Linked DNA regions of Homo sapiens: region 2 is linked to region 1. A link is a loop called in an ENCODE intact Hi-C map of the cell type or tissue named here. Cell type or tissue: heart left ventricle. All regions are shown on one strand. Links, peaks and the distances in the headings refer to the core of each region. The heading gives the core; the rest is flanking DNA.

The links. A loop is a pair of places that touch in the nucleus more often than their neighbours do. Peaks named below come from ENCODE experiments on the same cell type or tissue, not always from the same donor. Only the 100,000 strongest peaks of a DNase experiment are listed, where the experiment ranks them.
Region 2: a loop joins it to region 1, with 2.2 times the contacts of the local background. A loop is called at or near these places in 12 of 110 quality-filtered maps.

What each region holds. Positions count from the first base shown.
Region 1 is chr2:10,815,928-10,826,170 of GRCh38, reverse strand. It overlaps a transcript of PDIA6 not described here. Among named protein-coding and RNA genes, the nearest start is that of PDIA6, 8.3 kb to the right of the region's middle. RefSeq lists an enhancer at 5,259-6,458. In heart left ventricle, for the core only: a CTCF peak has its summit at 8,579; a DNase peak (open chromatin) is centred at 5,421.
Region 2 is chr2:10,703,903-10,714,145 of GRCh38, reverse strand. No RefSeq gene overlaps it. Among named protein-coding and RNA genes, the nearest start is that of ATP6V1C2, 13 kb to the left of the region's middle. In heart left ventricle, for the core only: a CTCF peak has its summit at 4,618 (motif pointing left); no DNase peak of the experiment used is centred there; H3K27me3 peaks cover 711 bases.

The DNA of each region.
Region 1 (10,243 bases), core at 1,608-9,607:
CGTGGCATGCCACTGCGCTTCCTTCCTTTTAATAGCTGAATAATATTTCCGTTGTATAGCATGGCACTTTTCGTTCATCCATTCGTCAGGTGATGAACATTTGAGTTATTTCAGCCTTTTGATTATGATGAATAATGTTGCTAAAACATACCTGTATGTGTTTTGTGTGGACATGTGTTTCATTTTCTTGGGTAGATGCCTAGGAGTGGAATTTCTGGATCACATGGTAACTGTTGAATTATTTGAGGAGCTGTTGGACTGTTCTCTAAAGTGGTTGCACCATTTTACATTCCCAAAAGCCGGTGTTGGAGGGTTCCAATTTCTCCACCTCTTCACCAACACTTGTTATTCTCTGACTTTGATTCTAGCCAAGCCAGTGGGTATGAAGTTATTTCTCATTGTGGTTTTGATGGACATTTCTCTGGTAACTAATGACGCTGAGCATCTTTTCATGTGCTTTATTGGCCGTTTCTATGTCTTCCTTGGAGAAATGTCTACTCAGATCCTTTGGGCATTTTTAAATTGGTTCTTTTGTCTTCTTATTATTGAGTTGTAATCATTCCTTATACATTCTAGATACTAGTTCATTACCAGACATATCATTGCAAATATTTTATCCCACACTGTGTGTTGTCACTTCCTTGATGGTGCCCTTTGAAGCACAAAAGGTTTTAATTTGATGAATTCCAAATTGTCTATTTCTCTTCTGTTGTCCATTGGAAAGTTTTAAGTAGGGGAGAGGAGTGTGAACTAATTTAAACTTTTTCAAGAATCCATAAGAGTCTGCTTTGTGGAAAAAGAATTTTAAGATACCGTATTAGTCAGGATTCTCTAGAGGGACAGAACTAATAGGATATATATATACAGAGAGAGAGAGAGACAGAGAGAGAGACAGAGAGAGAGACAGAGAGAGACAGAGAGAGAGAGGAGTTTTTAAAATATTAACTCACATGATCGCAAGGTCCAAAAATAGGCCATCTGCAGGCTGAGGAGTAAGGAGAGCCAGTCCAAGTCCCAAAACTGAAGAACTTGGAGTCTGATGTTTGAGGGCAGGAAGCATCCAGCATGGGAGAAAGATGTAGGCTAGGAGGCTAGGCCAGCCTGGCCTTTTCACGTTTTTTTCCACCTGCTTCATATTCTAGCTGTATTGGCAGCTGATTAGCTGGTGCCCACCCAGATTAAGGGTGGGTCTGCCTTTCCCAACCCACTGACTCAAATGTTAATCTCCTTTGGCAACACCCTCACAGACACACCCAGGATCAATACTTTGCATCCTCCAATCCAATCAAGTTGACACTCTATATTAACCATCACAGATACCAAGAGTGAAAATAGAAAGACCAATTAGAAACCCAAATCAAACTTGCTTAAACAATAAAGATGATTTCATATTTCAATAACTGGAATGTTCAGCTGAAGGACAGTCTTCAGACACTGATCAGGTATTGTCTCCATTTCTCCGTGACTGTTTCAGCTCTGCCCCGCTTCAGCTTCATCCCCACGTGGGTTTTCCTCATCTTGTGGGGTAGTTTCCAGGGACAACAGGGATCCATGCTTCTGCCCAAGCAAATGCCACTCTTCTAGCCATTGACCAAAGTCCAGAGCTTCACTCTGATTGGTTTATGTCACATGCTCACCCTGGAACAATCACTGTGGCCATGTGAATGCCACTGGCCACTTGGCTTAGTGGCTATTGTGGTGACAAACCCCTTCCTGAGCCAATAACTGTGGCAAGGGGGATAGAGTTCTGCCAGCTGGACAACGCTGCTAGAATCCACCCAGGGTTGCTACACAATGGGGAGGGGCAGCAGAACACTCGACAGGTGTCATCGGCCACAGACATGTAATCACGGAATGTAAGCTGCCCCCAGGGATGGGGCATAACCTTGGGCACAGCAGCTCTTTTTAGCCAATGGAAGGACACAGCCATGAAGCAACAGCAGTCAACACTCCCCATGACTGGAGGTGTGAGTGTCTCCTCCTGAAGCAGAGTCTGGGCTACATACCACAGCATCCACTACAGTATGGAACCAACATTTTTGACTCTGAGATGGCTATCTGCCTACAGGAGGTTTACTGGAGTGTGCTCTTGGCAATGACACCAACAAGGAGGTGGCAAAAATAAGGTTGGGTAAGAGAAGCTAAATCATAAAGCTGAATCATGATGTGGGTGCTTACAAGGGCCTCAGTGGACCCCCATGGGAAGCTTAAAGCTGGGAAGGGCCTTCAGGGTTGTCCCGAATTGAGAAAAGGAGGGCAGTCCTTTGTATCCCCAAATCTATCAGTCATGGAATGTAAGCTGCCCCCAGGGAGGGAGTATAACCTTGGGCACAGCAGCTCTTTTTAGCCAATGGAAGGACAGAGCCATGAAGCAACAGCAGTCAACACTCCCTATGACTGGAGGTGTGAGTGTCCCCTCCTGAAGTGGGTCTGGGCTACACACCACAACATCCACTACAGTACAGCACTAACATTGTTGACTCTAAGGGGCTACTGCAAAAGTCCACATAGCCATTTGGAACCAAGGTGGTGGCAATTGTGAGAAAGTGGGAAAAATGTCAGCAGATTTTGAATATGTTTTGGTGCTCGAATTATCAGAAATTGCCAAAGAATGTTGGGAGCTGGTGATGGAAAGAGAACCCAATGAGATTTGGGGCTTGAGCAATTGGATTGGTGGTGTCATTGATACAGATGACAAAGTGTTCGCTGAGCACCTAGGCACTGAATAGAGATTTATTTCCTTCTTCTTAACCCTCTCCCACTTTATTCAGAAGTTCATATGAGCCATAACAAGGATTGGAAGAAGTTTTAGAAGTAACCTCCTGGGAGTCCATGAATTAGCAGCAGTGAGAGGCTAGAGGCCTGACAAAGAATTGAGAAGCAGCTGCTATATCCCAAGTGGCAAATGCCAGTGTGGATGGAGAAGAGAGAGCTTCATTCTGTGGCAGGAAAGCTTGGCTGCTGACAATGAGACTGCACCCTTGGGATTTGTCCCTTGGATTCTTTAGCATCTGAGCTCTAACCTCTGAAACACAAGAAAAAATGAGCAAGGTGATTTGTCCAGGCCACCTCTACTTCTGGAGAAAGGAGTCATAGCAAATGATCCACCACTATCTAGTCCCTGAGTGGATTTATACAAACCACCCCGAAGACACTGGGGTACTCTAAGATTGGCCCCAGATAAGCCATGGGGATACAGCACAGAAAAACTGTCCATGGCCAATATCAAAGATGCAGCTGGAGACCAGGCATCATGGGAGGTTCACAAAGGGGAGGCCTTGTCTTGTCCGCAGGAAGCTGCGCTCACAGCTTGTCTCCTCAGACTTGCTAGAGAGGCAACAGCCATAACAAAGGCTCAGACCTCACTTTTGGAGTGGCCACCATATGTTTTGGTTTTAGCTTTGCCTTGCAAATTGTTTAGTAAAGCCAGGCCAGAACATATACCCAAATGCTACTGCACCGATCCCAAGCTACCTGTTTGACTTATTAGATGGTATAGAGGGTGAAGATATTATCACTCTACTAAGTGCCTCCTTATCAATGAGTCCCACTAAGGAGCACGAGCCCACTTATCCCTGTTTGCAGTGCTACATTAAAAATCATTTATGAGGCCAGGCACGGTGGCTCACGCCTGTAATCCTAGCACTTTGGGAGGCTGAGGCGGGTGGATCACGAGGTCAGGAGATCGAGACCATCCTGGCTAACAGGGTGAAACTCCATCTCTACTAAAAATACAAAAAATTAGCCAGGCATCGTGGCGGGCGCCTGTAGTCTCAGCTACTCGGGAGGCTGAGGAAGGAGAATGGCATGAACCCGGGAGGCGGAGCTTGCAGTGAGCCTAGATCGCGCCACTGCACTCCAGCCTGGGCAACACAGCGAGACTCTGTCTCAAAAAAACAAAATAAATAAATAAATAAATAAAAATCATTTATGGCTGGGTGCAGTAGCTCATGCCTGTAATCTCAACACTCTAGCAGGCCGAGGTAGGCTGATCACTTGAGCCCAAGAGTTCAAGACAAGCCTGGACAACATGGTGAAACCCCATCTCTACAAAAATACAAAAATTAGCCAGGCATGGTGGTGCATGCTTGCAGTCCCAGCTACTCGGGAGGCTGAGGTGTGAGGATCACTTGAGCCCAGGAGGTTGAGGCTGTAGTAAGCCGTGATCATACCACTGCACTCCAGCCTGGGCAACAGACTCTGTCTCAAAAAAATTTTTTTTTTAATTTTAAAAATCGTTTATATAAGGCTGGGTGTGGTGGCTCAAGCCTGTAATCCCAAAACTTTGAGAGGCTGAGGCGGGAGGATCACTTGAGCCCAGGAGTTCAAGACCAGCCTGGGTAACATAGTGAGGTCCTGTCTCTACAAAAAATAAAACATTAGCCGGGCATAGCAGCATGTGCCTGTGGTCACAATTACTTGGGAGCCTGAGGCAGGGGGATCACTTGAGCCTAGGGGGTCAAGGCTGCAGCAAGCCATAACTGCGTCACTGCACTCCAGTCTGGGTGACAGAATGAGACCCTGTCTCAAAAAAAAAAATCATTTATTATTGCCCTTGGATAGAATCTTTAAATTCACAGAAACACTTACAACCCTATAGAAGGAGAAGTGCTGAATTGTCGAATTCTCCAACAATGCTTCCTCTTTCTAGATGTTTGCTCAGCATCAATTCAGATACCGCTGAATAGAAGGCAACACCCAACCACACAGCCAGAGGCCTCCTGGGTAAATCGGGGACTGCTCTCCTCTGACCCCTCTTTCTCCTGCCTCTACCCCTTGGCTTCACAGCAATTATTCATTTTTTAACACTCAAATGCTGGGTACCTGTTGCCTATGTCGGGGCACGCTGTTACTCCCTACACACAGGTAAAATTGATTAACCGAATCTTGCCCTCCACTGGCTTACTGTGCAACGGTAGAGACTGGAAGCAACAGACGAGGGTGAGCTTTGGAAGAGCTGATGAGGCCATGATTAATTTCAACTGAGAGGTAAGAGAGGGGGAAGGAAGGAGGTGGATTTCAGCTGGGCCATAAAGGATGGGCAATATTTCAACAACAGAAAAGTGAGAAGAGGGCATTCCAAATCTCCGAAGGCTGTTTTAAAACACGACCTGAAAATTCTGTGGCCATCTCCTCACTGGGAGGTAGAATCCACCCCCCTCCCCTTCGTCCTGGGCCCAACGACCTGCTTAACCAGGGTCAGTTTCCAAACCCAGGTCCTGAAGTGGCAGCTTCCTCTTCCTGACTCTTAGGACGCTCACTCTCAGAGCACAGCTTCCAGAGGAGAGAAGATACCCCCAGCATCCATGAGAAGAGACCTCCGGGAGAAGCTTGTGTGGGTGTGCCGACCACTGGCCCCAGTTGAGGTCCCAGCCAACATCAGCTCCGACTTCCAGCCATGTGAGTGAACTGGCCCAGCTCCCTGGCTTCGGGCCACCCCAGCTGGTGCCGCTGATACAGGAGGTAGAAAGAAATTATTTAGACAGATAGTGAGGACAAAAGAGTCCTCGACAGAACTTCCCTTCTAACAAAAAACAGCTCAAGAAATTATTTTTTTCCTAACGAAGAATAGCCTGAAAAATCAAACTACAGACACAGATAAACAAAGACAACTAGAAAAACTAGAAACTTACACAGGGGAATGCCAACGATGACATCTATAGAAACGAGGCTACCTGGGGGCTGGACATGTCCACCATGGAAGCTCCATCTTCCCCTTCTTTGTTAACACGTGTACAGTAAAAAAGAAATGGGCAACATGACAATTTAGACTGAAAACACACCTGTAATAAAATACTGGGGTGGGGGTTGCCAGAAATGTACACCTTATACAAATGACACACCTGGTCCTAATCAATTTTTCATGCCCTCTGTAGATCAGACACCACCTCCCCAGCGACTCATCTATAAAACACCCCACATTTAACCACAGATCAACAACCCATTTTTCCGGGACCCCCTTCTATAACAGAGAGCTATTCTCTCTCTTTCATCTATTAAACTTCCGCTCTTAACCTAACTCTTCGTGGGTCCACGTCTTTAATCTCCATGACCATGAGACAACGAACCACAGGTATTACCCCAGACAATGAGGCCACTTCACTATGCCAAGAACACCTCTGGACTTCAGTGTCTCCCTCGGTAAAGTGAGACTAGTCATATCTAACTGCAGGGCTGCTGTGAGGATTAAACGAAACACAACACATGGTGGCCCCATCTAATAGAGACCAGCAGGACAAACCTGCAGACCAGCAGAGGCGGGCTTCTCGGATCACTGCAACAAGAGAGGGCACCTCAGAGGACCCATGGGGCAACTCTAACCAAGCAAGCCAACAGGATTACCATAGGGTGTTGGAGAAGGGAAAGTTGTAGGTAAGATTTAAATAAAGCAGTGTTTAATAGGCTCAAAGCAAAACACAACTGTGTATAAAGGAATTACGGTCAGACCTGGGCTACGAAGTGGATGGAGGTTCCTCTTTCCTTGGAAATGATGAAGTTAAGACAAATGTGCAATGTTGTGTCCAGAAGGCCCTGGGTTGGAAATCAAGGCAGCTTCTCAGTGTTAAGATGACCCAGGTCCTTCAGACAAAAGAAGGATGTTCCATTCTTACTCTATTTATCTCAAATAGCACAGTTTATAACAGTCTGTGCTTTTTCAGGAATAAGATTTTTCAGCACTATAACTTTTCGTTGATTAACAAAAGCAGTTTTAGCAGGTTCACAGATGTAAATACGTGGAGCCTGGCATATGGTGAACATTCGGTAATAGTTTCCCCATCCCCACCTCACTCATCTCCTCTTCTCTCTCACTTTCAGGCTCACCAACTTCTCCTGCCCACTCCCTATCAAGGAAAAGTCCCATAATGTATCCATCAACCACCATGGCTAATGCACCCGGTAAGTAGAGGAAACTCCCAGAGTAGGAGCCTCCATCTGTTCACAACAGCCAAAAGGTGAAAACAACCCAAGTGTCCACTAACAGACGGATGGATAAACAAAATGAGGTCTAGTCATATGATGGAATGTGACTCTGCTTTAAGAAGGAAGGAAATTGACACATGCCACAGCATGAATGGACCTTGAAGACGTTAGGCTAAGTAAAATCAATCACTCACAAAAGGACAGTACTATAGGATTCTACTTACATGAGATGTCTAGAGTAGTTAAATTTATAAAGACAGAAAGTAGGATGACAGTTGCCAGGGGTCAGGGGGAGGGGGAATGAGGATTTGGCATTTAATGGGGATAGAGTTTCAGTTTGGGGTGATAAAAAGCTCTGGAGATGAAGGTTGTACAACGATGTGAGCGCATTTAATGCCATGGAACTGTACACTTAAAAATGGTTAAAGGCCAGGTATGGTGGCTCACGCCTATAATCCCAGCACTTTGGGAGGCTGAGGTGGGTGGATCACCTGAGGTCAGGAGTTTGAGACCAGCCTGACCAACATGGCAAACCCCTATCTCTACTAAAAAAAATACAAAATTAGCTAGGCATGGTGGCATAAGACTGTAATCCCAGCTACTCAAGAGGCTGAGGAAGGAGAATCGCTTGAACCCAGAGGCAGAGGTTGTAGTGAGTCGAGATAGTGCAATTGCACTCCAGCCTGGGCAACAAGAGCAAAACTCCATCTCAAAATAAATAAATAAATAAATAAATAAATAAATAAATAAATAAATAAATAAATAAATTAAATGGTTAAAGTGAGCTGGGCACAGTGGCTCACGCCTGTAATCCCAACACTTTGGGAGGCTGAGGTGGGCAGATCACTTGAGGCCAGGAGTTGAGACCAGCCTGGGCAAAATAGTAAAACCCCATCTCTACAAAAAAAAAATACAGAAATTAGTCAGGTGTGTTGTGGCTTTCATCTGTAGTCCAGCTGTTTGGGAGGCTGAGGTGGTAAGATTGCTTGACACTAGGAGGTTGAGGCTGCAGTGAGCTATGATCACACCACTGTACTCCAGCCTGGGTGACAGAGTGAGACCCTGTCTCAAAAAAAAAAAAAAGTTAAAGTGGTAAATTTTATTTTATGTTATGTGCGTTTTATCAGTATTTTTAAAAGGCTTCATCTGCCTATCCCCACTGAAAATAAGACTCGACTCTACCTATGATCTGAACCTCAGAATGAATGAGAAAGTCCAGAGAGGAGCACTGTGTGTCTCCTGAGCACCCCTAGGAAGAGGTACATGTCCCCTGTCGGATCTACCCTGTTCATTCTGTGGGTACGTTAGCCCAGATTCTTCACCCTGAGAACATTAAGCCCTGTATTAGTCAAAGTCAAGCTAAACTCCTGTGGCAAGTTATTCCAAAATACAATGGCTAAAACTATAGAATCTTCTCTCTAAAGTAACAGCTACATGGTGAGCCATCCAGGTTGGAGGGTGGCACTGATCTTCCCGGTCATTCTAGACTTGGGTTCCTTCCCTGTCACTGCTCCAGTGGCCCCAAGGTCCCTGTGGGGGTCTGCATGGTAGAAGCTGGGGTGCCCCAAGTCCAACAATTCCGCCTGGTGGAAGAGGAACAGGACCTGGCTAAGCAGTTGGGATTATCACCTCCTCTCCCATTCCATTGGCAAGGCCTTGGGCGCCCACCGGGGGAGCTGTGTGGTGAAGTGTGGCAGGCAGTATATACCTGGCTGCAGTTCTGCGACTGTGGAGGAATTTCCAGAATCTGCAACTTTGATTTTCATTGCTTGCAGTCTCTTCCACAAGCCCTAAAACAAGAGTCACTCTCAACTCTGGTGCTTGGGGACAGTTCTTTATTCTAACCCAGAAAGATGACCTGAGTGACTAGAACTCAGAATAGGCACCTGGGAGTCCCTTAATTAGACACAGGGGGTTTGCAGCCATAGTTCTACCTGCCGTGTTGTAACAGCGTCACCATCAGCTGCTGAGGCAGGGCAAGTGACTTGCTGCTAATAACATAAAGTACTCATGTCTGCAAACCACTTACTCTTTTAACTAAATTAGAGAGTAATCAAGGTTAGCCTTTTAATAACATCACTTTCACTTATGAAAAACCATACAAGCTTCCTGAGTGGAATAAAAAGGGAGAGTGATCCTAGCGGGCTGGAGCAGCCACGGGTGTGTGTGTGTGCGTCGGCAAAGAACGGCAAAGGTGAAGGATTGCAGTAGTCAAAGAAATCTCACAGGAGGCAGTAGGTTTTAGGGGAAAGAGCTTGAATGTGGGCATCAAGGAACTTGGGTTCTGGCTTTTGATATGTCATTAACTAAGTTGAATGAGGACATTCCTTGAAAGCCTATAGTGTGCCAAGCACATGCCCAGTGTGGGTCTTGGGCAGGCCACATGACATCTCTCCCTTGCCCATCGCCTCCACCCTCCGCCCCCAACAAAACAGAATGTTGAATTCATGTCCTCTGAGACTTTCTTCAGCTCTGCTACAACATGATTCTAGGAAGTAGAAGCTCACCTTCTGATCTTGGGAAGCAAAATAACTGCGGAAAAAAGGAAGGCTGTACAAAGAAAAAAATCCCAGTCACATATGTGGTCTTCCTGGCAAGAGGGCATGACTTGAGTCCAATCGCAAGAAAATTTCAGATAAACCTAAATGAAAAATGCTGTATTTTTAAAAGTGGGGAGGTGGAATTGTGTGCTTCCAAAGTGTCAATGCCAAAAAAAAAAAAAAGAAAGCACAAAAAGGGCATGAAAATGTTGCAAATGAATAGAGGCTGAAGAGACAAGATAATTTAACCCAACACCTGACTCTAGGCTGGAGCCTGTAAAAAAGAGAGGAAAATGGTGTTTTGAAAAAAAAAAAAATGATACAGGCCGGGCATGGTGGCCCACGCCTATAATCCCAGCACTTTGGGAGGTCGAGACGGGTGGATCACCCTGAGGCTGGGAGTTCGAGACCAGCCTCTCCAACATGATGAAAACCCTCTCTACTAAAAAAATTTTAAAAATTAGCCGGACATGGTGGTGGGTGCCTGTAATCCCAGCTACTTGGGAGGCTGAGGCAGGAGAATAGCTTGAACCCGGGAGGCAAAGGTTGCAGTGAGCCCAGATTGCACCACTGCACTCCAGCCTGGGCAACAAGAGTGAAACTCCATCTCAAAAAAAAAAAAAAAAAAAAAAGACAAATGATTTCTCTTATATGAAGTACCTATATTAGCCAAATTCATAAAGAAAGAAAGTTGAATAGAGGTGACCAGGGCTGGGGACAGCAGGGAAGGGGGAGTTACTGCTTAATGGGTACAGAGGTTCTGTTTAAGGTGACAAAAAAGG
Region 2 (10,243 bases), core at 1,448-9,447, 110 kb after region 1:
CATGGTGACTATGGCCAACATAGTCTCTACTAAAAATAAAAAAATTAGCCAGGCATGGTGGGTGCCTGTAATCCCAGCTACTAGCAAGGCTGAGGCAGGAGAATCGCTTGAACCTGGGAGGCAGAAGTTGCAGTGAGCTGAGAATGCGCCATGGCACTCCAGCCTGGGCAACAAGAGCGAAACTCCGTCTCAAAAAGAAAAAAAAAGAGAGAAAGTCCCGTTCTCTGTAATCCCGGTGCTTTGGGAGGCCAAGGTGGGAGGTTCACTTGAGGCCATGAGTTTAAGACCAGCCTGAGTAACATAGTGAGACCCCCAACTCTACGAAAAATAAAAATTAGCCAGGTGCAGTGGCTTGCACCTGTATTCCTAGCTACTCAGAAAGCTGAATACAAGAGTATCACTTAAGCCCAGGAGTTTGAGGCTGCAGTGAGCTATGATTGCATCACTGTACTCCAGGGTGGGTGACAGAGCAAGACCTCCTCTCTGAAAAATAAAAATAAAACCCCAAACCAAATATGGAAAAGGAGAAAACTAGAATAAATCCTGTGCTGCTGAACTGAAACTGGAGGTGCCAGTCTAAACTCCCAGATTTTAAAATGGGTGGATGAAGGGAGAGAGAGAGAGAGAGAGAAATAAACCATTTACTAGCTCTGTTTGCTGGGAGACCTCAGAAGCAATGATTTACCAGTAGCACTGAATATACCAGTAGTCCAGATCTTAGTTTCTAATACCACCATCCACTAAAAGGAACCAGGGAACCTTGGAGAAATGGGTGGCTTCCAGGCTGGATTAGAGGATAGTTAACAGATACGTCAGTTTACTCTCAAATATTTTCTACATATAATTAAGTCATTATATAATATATAGTACATATTGTAAGTATATATTAGGTGATATAGAGAACTATGTCATATATATTACATGCCAATATAATAGTCCTATCATATACCCATATCTGTCTATGGAAGTTCCTTGTGCTAGTCTTACAACTTTTCTGTAAGGCTGAAATTTACGAGGCTGGGTACGGTGGCTCACACCTGTAATTTCAGCAATTCCGGAGGACGAAGTGGGCAGATCACTTGAGGCCAGGAGTTTGAGACCGGCCTGGGCAATATGGCAAGACCTCATCTCTACAAAAAATACAAAAAATTAGCTGGGTGTGGTGGTGCATGCCTGTAGTCTCAGTTACTCAGGAGGCTGAGGTGGGAGAATCGCTTGAGCCTGGGAGGTCGAAGTTGCAGTGAGCCGAGATCACATCACTGCACTCCAGCCTGGGTGACAGAGCCAGACCCTGTCTCAAAAGAAAAAAAAAGAAAAAGAAAATAAATTATGTTAAAATAAAAAGTTATCAACCAACAACAGGAAAATCCCTTTGGCAGGCTTCCATTAGTAGAAGTGAGAAGGGTGGTCCTGTTCCCACCCCCAGCTCTCAGCCTGGCCCCACTCTGCCTAGAGGACAGTTCAGGAAGCCACGGGCTCCGAGGTCACCCTCCCCTGCTCACTCTGATCTCCATGCGGCTCAGCACACCCCCTCTTCCGTCCCTCTTCCTGTCCCTCCTCCACCCTCCGCCCTTCATCTGTGCTCTCTGGCATTCATGTCCCTCATCCGCAAAACCTCTGGCTCCCAACTTCTTTCAATTTCCCCACCTTGTGTACTCCCCTGAGGACACTGTTTTACTCAGAACCCCTCAGGGGTTGGTTGTTTCCTGTCCCCACACCTACCAGCCCTGGGGCAATTCTCCTTGCTCCATCTTGCCACATCAGGCCCTTCTCCCGCACTCTGCCCTAACTCCCCTTGTCCCCACCCCTAGCTTCCAATCTCGGCATAGACCAGCCCTGGCCAATAGAACTCTCTGTGATGACTGGAATGCTTTATAACGGCACTGCCCAATACGGAAGCCATTGGCCACATGTGCACCTGAAGGAGGCTGGAGAAACTAAGGAACAGTTTTACATTTCATTTAATTTTCATTACTTGATTTTTTTAAATTCATTAATTAGATAAGTTTATTTATTTAATTATTTTGGAGACAGAGTTTCGCTATGTGGCCTAGGCTGGAGTGCAGTGGTGTGATCTCACTGCAACCTCGGCATCCCAGGCACAAGCCATCCTCCCACCTCAGCCTCCCGAGCAGCTGGGACTATAGGCACATGCCACCACACCTGGCTTATTTTTGTATATTTTGGTAGAGACAGGGTCTTGCCACATTGCCTAGGCTGGTCTCAAACTTCTGAGCTCAAGCAATCCTCCCGCTTTGGCCTCCCAAAGTGTTGAGATTACAGGCTTGAGCCACTGTGCCTGGCCAATTAATTTAGTTTTTGAGACAAGGTCTCATTCTGTTGCCCAGGCTGGTGTGCAGTGGTGCAATCACAGCCCACTGCAGCCTTGTCCTCCTGGGCTCAAGTGGTCCTCCCATCTGAGGCCTCTCCTGAGTAGCTGGTACCACAGGGGCACGCTACCAGGCTCAGCCTTAATATTTGCATTAATTTAAATTGACTACACGGATGGTGCTACTGTGTTGGGCAGCGACGTGTGGACAAACCGCCCTTTACCCTTCTTTTTATGGTGACCTGCAGACCCCCAAGTTCCTCCCTCTCATTCTAGTCCCCTTCTCCCCATCACTGTTCCCATCCTTACTTATGGGTGGTTTTTTTTTTTGTTTTTGTTTGTTTGTTTGTTTGAGACAGGGTCTTGCTCTGTCACCCAGGATGGAATGCAGTGGCAGGATCATGGCTCACTGCTGCAGCCTCGACCTTCTAGGCTCAAGTGATCCTCCTCCCACCTCAGCTTCCTGAGTGGCTGGGACCACATATAGGTGCATACCCCTACACCTGACTAACCTACTTATGTCTTCTTTTTTTTAATGGAGCAGGGTCTCACTATGTTGCCTAGACTGGTTTTGAATTTCTGGGGTCAAGCAATCCTTCTGCCTTGGCCTCCCAAAGTGCTGGAATTACAGGCATAAGCCAGGGCACCTAGCCTATTTATAACTTTTATTTTAAGTTCAGGGGTACATGGCCGGGCACGGTGGCTCACACCTATAATCCCAACACTTTGGGAGGCCAAGGCAGACAGATCGCTTGAGTTCATGAGTTTGAGACCAGCCTCTGGACAACATAGTGAGACCACGTCTGAAAAAATAAAATAATTTTTTAAAATGTTTTAATTAAAAAAAAAAATCAAGTCAGCTCAAGCATGACCTGCCCTTGAAACCATTCTTGATCCTCATTTGGGCTTCCGCCCCTGGCATCTCCCATCCCTCTATCACAGCTTTAGTGCCTGATCCCAAAGTCCTGGATTCCTCATCTGTCTGATCTCACACTGCGAGCTACTAGAGGGCACTCCCTTCCTCAGCTCTATATTAATGCCCAGCACCACGCCTGGCATAAAGTAGGTTGTCGGCAAATGTTTGGTTAATATGTGAATTCTTATAATTATTTTGATAAACATTGTGATTTTTAATTCTTTAGTAAGTATATCAAATGTTTAACTATTTGGAAAATATATATTGCTCATTGCCATAAATAATATGCGCTTAATTTGCCAATAGTTGATAAACATTGCAGAAACTTAAAATTCAGAGAACACACACTGTGATTAATAACTTTAGAGGTCAGTAATGTCCAATTCTCAGAAGAATACTTGTCCTTTTTTGTTTATGTTTTTTTGTTTTTTTGTTTTTGAGACAGAGTGTTGCTCTGTCGCCAGGCTGGAGTGCAGTGGCGCGATCTCAGCTCACTGCAACCTCCGCCTCCCTGGTTCAAGCGATTATCCTGCCTCAGCCTCCCTAGTAGCTGGGATTACAGGCGCCTGCCACTGTGCCCAGCTAATTTTTGTATTTTTAGTAAAGACAGGGTTTCACCATGTTGGCCAGGCTGGCCTTGACCTCCTGAGCTCAAGTGATCCACCCATCTCAGCCTCCCAAAGTGCTGGGATTACAGGCGTGAGCCACAGTGCCCAGCCCCCATCATTTTCTTAAAGAGGTTTTCAAGATCCCACTTATGTTCATGGTTTCACCTATGAACATTTATGCTAATGTGAGTGACCTCCTTCGCTCTCCCCTGGGATTTATTTGGCGGGAGTAGCACACTGATAGATGGATGGAATACAGCATCAGGAAATAACAGCATCTTTTCTTTTCAGCACACATCATTTTTAAGGTGTATCCACTTGGGAAATGGGTGCTATGAGAATAGGGAATTTTGGATTTGAATATTGTGAAGGAATAATGGTTCTCAACCACACAAAAGCCATGGAATAACAGCACTGGTTTTCTCCAGGTATCCTGTTTGGTGGAAGCCTGCTGAGTCTATTGGCAGAGGGAAGCCATTGCAACTTATGACAGCATACAAGGTAGGACTTTTGAGATGTCAGTAGAAACAGGGGAGCACTGGTCCCTTCCTAGGAGGGGCAGAGGGTGTCAAAGGCATCTGTGGGTCTGGGTTGGGTGCGAGCCTGAGCCTCGTGAGCATTGTGGAAGTTGCCCAAGAATGTGGAGTTTGATGCGGGGGGGCCCTCATGTTGTAGACCATACCTCCCGTCTGCTTCCCGGGAACCTCTGCTTCTTCCCAATCTGCCTTTGTCCTCCCTAGATCCTAAAGCCCTGCAGCTCCCTGGAGCCATCTTCTGGAGTAAACAGACTCTGCAACATCATCCACTTGCCTCCACCCCCTGCCATAGCCCTCACCTGAGGATGCTGTGGGCAACTGCAGGTCTCCGCCCTCCAGGCTGCTGCTGCCAGACCCCGATACCTCCACACTTGTGTAGAAGCCCCTGCTCCCCAGGGCTCCTGCCATCCTGCTGAACACCCTCTGCCCCTCCTAGGAAGGGAGCAGAGAAAGTCATGTGTGTCTGCAACGATGGGTTCGCAGGAGATGGTCAGATCCACTAGGGAAGCATCTGCATCTGCCTGGCTCACCACATGGTAAAGCTAATAAACAGTAACTATTTCCCCGAATGAACAAATGAACGATGAATGAATGAATGTTAACACCTGCCCACTCCCCATTGCGCGGTGAATACTCAGGCATCTAGCTTTAGAGCAGTATTTCGCTCCAGCCCAAGAAGGGTGGCTTCAGTGCCCCGTGGAGGACACCGGATGGCCGCCTCTGTGCACCTTCACTTCCTCCACTCCAAGGCCTTCCCTTTTCTCTCCCTTCAGGTGCCCACTCCTGTGCCACACCCTGTACCTTGTCATCACCTGAAACTGCTCCGCCCCTGAAATCTTGAATACAAGTACCCCACCTCCATCCCCCATGCCTGCCTCCCACCACACCTTCCCCTTAACTCACACACCGCCTCTGCTCCCTGCCACCCCATCACCTCCTCCTGGTCCTGTTTCTCTTCCAGCCAAGCCTGAACCCCAGGCTGCCTGAACCTCCCTCTCATCAGCACCTTTCCTTCTCTGTGCCTCACCTTGTTTCAGCAGAACCCCAGCCTAGCTCAGCATTTTTTTTTTTTTTTTGAGACAGGGTCTTCCTCTGTCACCCAGGCTGGAGCACAGGACTCAAGGGATTCTCCCACCTCAGCCTTCTGAGTACCTGGGGTTACAGGCACCTTGCCTGCCTATTTTTTTTATTTTTTGTAGAGATGGGGGTCTCACTATGTTGCCTAAGCTGGTCTCGAACTCCTGGCCTCAAATGATGCTTTCACCTCAGCCTCCTAAAGTGCTGGGATGACCGGCGTGAGCCGCTGTGCCTGGCTACATTTTTTGTTATATCACAATATCACCCTCTCCCAAGGTTGCCTCTTTCTTCTTAGCTCAGGGGATGCAGCACCTGTGGTTCAAGGTCATTACCACCTCCTGTTTGGACACAGAATCCTCCCCAGCTCCCCATCAGCTATCTCCTCATTTTCTTTTATCTTCAGACTCATTAGATTGACCCCTCCCCTCAGCTGGCAAACATGCACCACTGCCTTCTGTCCTAACGCCCATCCTCCTTGGTCCCTGATGCCCATCAGCCGTCATCTAATCTCTCTCCTTCCCTGTGCATCTCACCTCCTCAGAAGGGAGGCCTCATCACAGTCGTCAGCACCTGCCTGCACATACATGCACTCCCCTGACAGGGGAGGACCTACCTGCACGTGCATCAGGCTCATGGCTGGGGAGAGCCAGGAAAACAGGACAGACAAGGCCGCCGACCTCCTGAAGCCTACATTCCAGTGCAGAAGGGAGGAAATCGGCAAGCAGATAGGTAACTAAAAATGAGAAGCGCACACATTCTTTTAAAGTCCTATGAAGAAGATAAAAAGAGGCAACGAGACTGAGCAGGCGGGACATGGGGTCTCACACCTGTAATCCCAGCACTTTGGGAGGCCAAAGTGGGGAAGGGTGGGACATCATTTGAGACCAGCATGGGCAACATAGTGAGTCCCCATCTCAAAAAAAAAAAAAAAAGAGAGAGAGAAAGAGACTGACAGAAACTGAGAAAATGCACTTCAGTGAGTGTTCTTTCTGAAGCAACAACAGTGCCTGAAAGTTTATTTCTTTATTTATTTTTGAGACAGAGTTTTACTCTTGTTGCCCAGGCTGGAATGCAGTGGCACGATTTCGGCTCACTGCAACTTCCGCTTCCCAGGTTCAAGCGATTTTCCTGCCTCAGCCTCCTCAGGAACTGAGATTACAGGTGCTCGTCACCACACCCAGCTAATTTTTGTATTTTCAGTAGAGATGGGGTTTCACCATGTTGGTCAGGCTGGTTTCAAACTCCTGACCTCAGGTGATCCACCCACCTCGGCCTCCCAAAGTGCTATGATAACAGGCGTGAGCCACTGCCCCCGGTCTAGTGCCTGAAAGTTTGGAATGATCCAGATATGTAAGGAGTGGAGGGAAGAGCATGAGGGGCCCTGGGAACAGAAAATGCAGTGCCCAGGGCTAAGAAACCGCATGGCTTAGGGAAAGCAAGTGCGGGTGGGTGCCACGCCCTCCTCAGCCCTCCACAGCCTGGTTTCTTCCCCTGCCACTGCCTTGGAAGCCACACTCTTCTCCTTTGTGAGCCCAGTGAGAGGGCTCTGCCATATTGATTAGTCCTCCCTGCTCTATTTCTCCTTCCTTGATCTTCTCTTCCGGAGCCACCCCCTCTTGTGACTTCCATGACTCAGAGCACCCCCACCCTCCCTGCATCCGTGCCCACTCCCTGCCTGGCTCCTTTCCCGTGCTGGTTGCCTGACTGCCCTTCAGGTGTGCTTGACCTGAGTCTCCATTCTCGCCCACTGCTCCCTCACTCCACACCAGAGGGTCAGAACATTTTCTGGGGTCATAGACTCCTTTGATTCTCTGCTGGTCACTCTTCCCAGAAAAAAATAAGTGCACATAATACATACATATGATTTTTTCCATACAACATCATGAAGGGGTTTGAGGGTCCCCCTAAGTGTCGTGAACTCCAAATTAAGAAGCTTCATTTCTACATTGTCCCAGAAAGATTCCATCTATTTTCACAGTACTATCTGTTTATAGCTTTTTAAAGTTGAAAACTGCACTGTAATTCCAGCACTTTGGGAGGCCAAGGCGGGCAGATCACTTGAGGTCATGAGTTTGAGACCAGCCTGGGCAACACGGTGAAACCCCGTCTCTACTAAAAATACAAAAATTAGCCGGGCGTGGTGGCAGGCACCTGTAATCTCAGCTACTCGGGAGGCTGAGGCAGGAGAATCACGTGAACCAGGAAGGCGGAAGTTGTAGTGAGCTGAGATCACGCCACTGCACTCCAGCCTGGGTGACAGAGTACGACTCCGCCTCAAAACAAAACAAAACAAAAAGACCCTGAAAATTCAGGTGGGTAGGGATGAATGGGCAGACACAGAAGATCTATATGATACTGTCATGGTGGATACATGTCATCGTATATTTGTCACAGCCACAGAATATATAGCACCAAGAGTGAAACCTGATGTAAACTGTGGCCTTCGGGTGATAATGACTTGTCAGTGTAGGTCCCTCCACTATAGCAAATGTGTCACTCTGGTGGATGGTGTTGATCAAGGGGGAGGCTGTGAGTGTGTAGGGGTAGTGGGTATATGGGACATCTCTTGAGAACCTTCTGCTCAATTTGCTCTGAAGAACAAAGCTCTAAAACTGCTCTAAAAAATAAAGTCTGACCAGGCACGGTGGCTCACGCCTGTAATCCCAGCACTTTGGGAGGCCAAGACAGGCGGATCGCCTGAGATCAGGAGTTTGAGACCAGCCTGGCCAACATGGTGAAACCTCATCTCTACTAAAATTACAAAAATTAGCCGGGTGCGGTGACAGGCACCTGTAATCCCAGTTACTTGGGAGGCTGAGGCAGGAGAATCACTGGAACCTGGGCGGCGGAGGCTGTAGTGAGCCGAGATTGCACCATCGCACTCCAGCCTGGGCAACAAGAGCGAGACTTCATCTAAAAATAAAAAAATTTTTAAAAAGCCTGTTATTTTAAAAATGAATCATATGTAGGAAAGAGAACAAATTACATGTATGAAGCTTGACAGATCATAAGTGGGGATTCCCATGAAGCCACCACCCAGGTCAAAAATGAGCCCTGAATGTGACCAGAAGCCCCCTCTTGCCCTCTGCCAGTCACTATCCTTGCCCACCCCCCAAGGAATCTACCATGCTGACCTGCACACCAGTGACCAGTTCTGCCTGTCATAAGTAGAATCATCTGCCGTTGGCTCTTCCATTCACCTGGCTTCGTCTGTTATGCTTGTGAGATTCTACTTTCTTGGCCGTAGCAATTGTTCTTTCTCATCCACTGCTGTCCAGTATTCATTGTCTGATGTCCCATAGTGTGTTTTGATGGACTTCTGTTTCAAGTTCTAGGCTATATTGAATAATGCTATTGTGAGCATTCTCGTACGTGTCTTTTGAGCATTCTTGTACGTGACTTTTGGTGAACATAAGTACACATTTCTTTTCTTTCTTTCTTTCTTTCTTTTTTTTTTTGTTTGAGGCGTAGTTTTGCTCTTGTTGTCCGGGCTGGAGAGCAATGGTGTGATCTTAGCTCACTGCAACATCTACCTCCTGGGTTCAAGCGATTCTCCTGCCTCAGCCTCCGGAGTAGCTGGGATTACAGGCATGTGCCACCATGCCCGGCTGATTTTTTATATTTTTAGTAGAGACAGGGTTTCTTCATGTTGGTCAGGCTGGTCTCGATCTCCTGACCTCGTGATCTGCCTGCCTCAGCCTCCCAAAGTGCTGGGATTACAGGCATAAGCTACCGTGCCCAGACACACATTTCTTTATTTTTAATTTTTAAATATTTTTTAGAGACAGGTGGAGTACAGTGGCTATTCACAGGTGCCATCATAGCACACTACAGCCTCAAACTCCTGACCTCAAGTGATCTTCCTGCCTCAGCTTCCTATGTAAGCTGAGACTACAGGCACATGCTACTGTGCTGGACTGTACATATTTCTTTTTCTTTTTTCTTTTTCTTTCTTTCTTTCTTTTTTTTTTTTTTTTTTGTGAGACAGAGTCTCACTCTGTCGCCCAGGCTGGAGTGCAGTGGCACAATCTCAGCTCACTGCAACCTCTGCCACCCAGGTTCAAGTGATTCTCCTGCTTCAGCCTCCCGAGTAGCTGGGATTATAGGTGACTGCCATCGCGTCTAGCTAATTTTTGTATTTTTAGTAGAGACGGGATTTCACCATGTTGGCCAGGCTGGTCTTGAACTCCTGACCTCGTGATCCACCCGCCTCAGCCTCCCAAAGTGCTGGGATTACCGGTGTTAGCCACCACACTGGGCCAGCTGTACATTTTTCTGTTGAGTGTGTATTTAGGAGCGGAATTGCTGGGTCATAGGAGATACATATGTTCAACATAGGTAGATAATTCCAAATAGCTTTCCAAAGTGATCGTACTCATTCACACACCCACCAGCAATGTGTGAGTACATCTCCATCCTTACCAACACTTGGTATTGCCAGAATTTTTAACTTTCACCATTCAGGTATGTGTGTAATGACAGCTGGTTGTGGTTTTAATTTTTATTTCCCCAATGACTAATCATGTAGAGGACATTTTTTATGTGCTAATTGTTATTAATACACTAATATACTTTTTATTGGATTGCTTTTATATTATTGAGTTGTAGGAATTCTTTATATATATCCTGGATACTAGTCCTTTGTCAGACACATACTTTGTGAATATTTTCTCCTGGTGTATAGCTTGCCTATTTTCTTTTCTTTCTTTTTTGTTAGAGACAGTCTCACTCTGTCACCCAGGCTGCAGTGCAGTGGCACCATCATAGCTCACTGCAG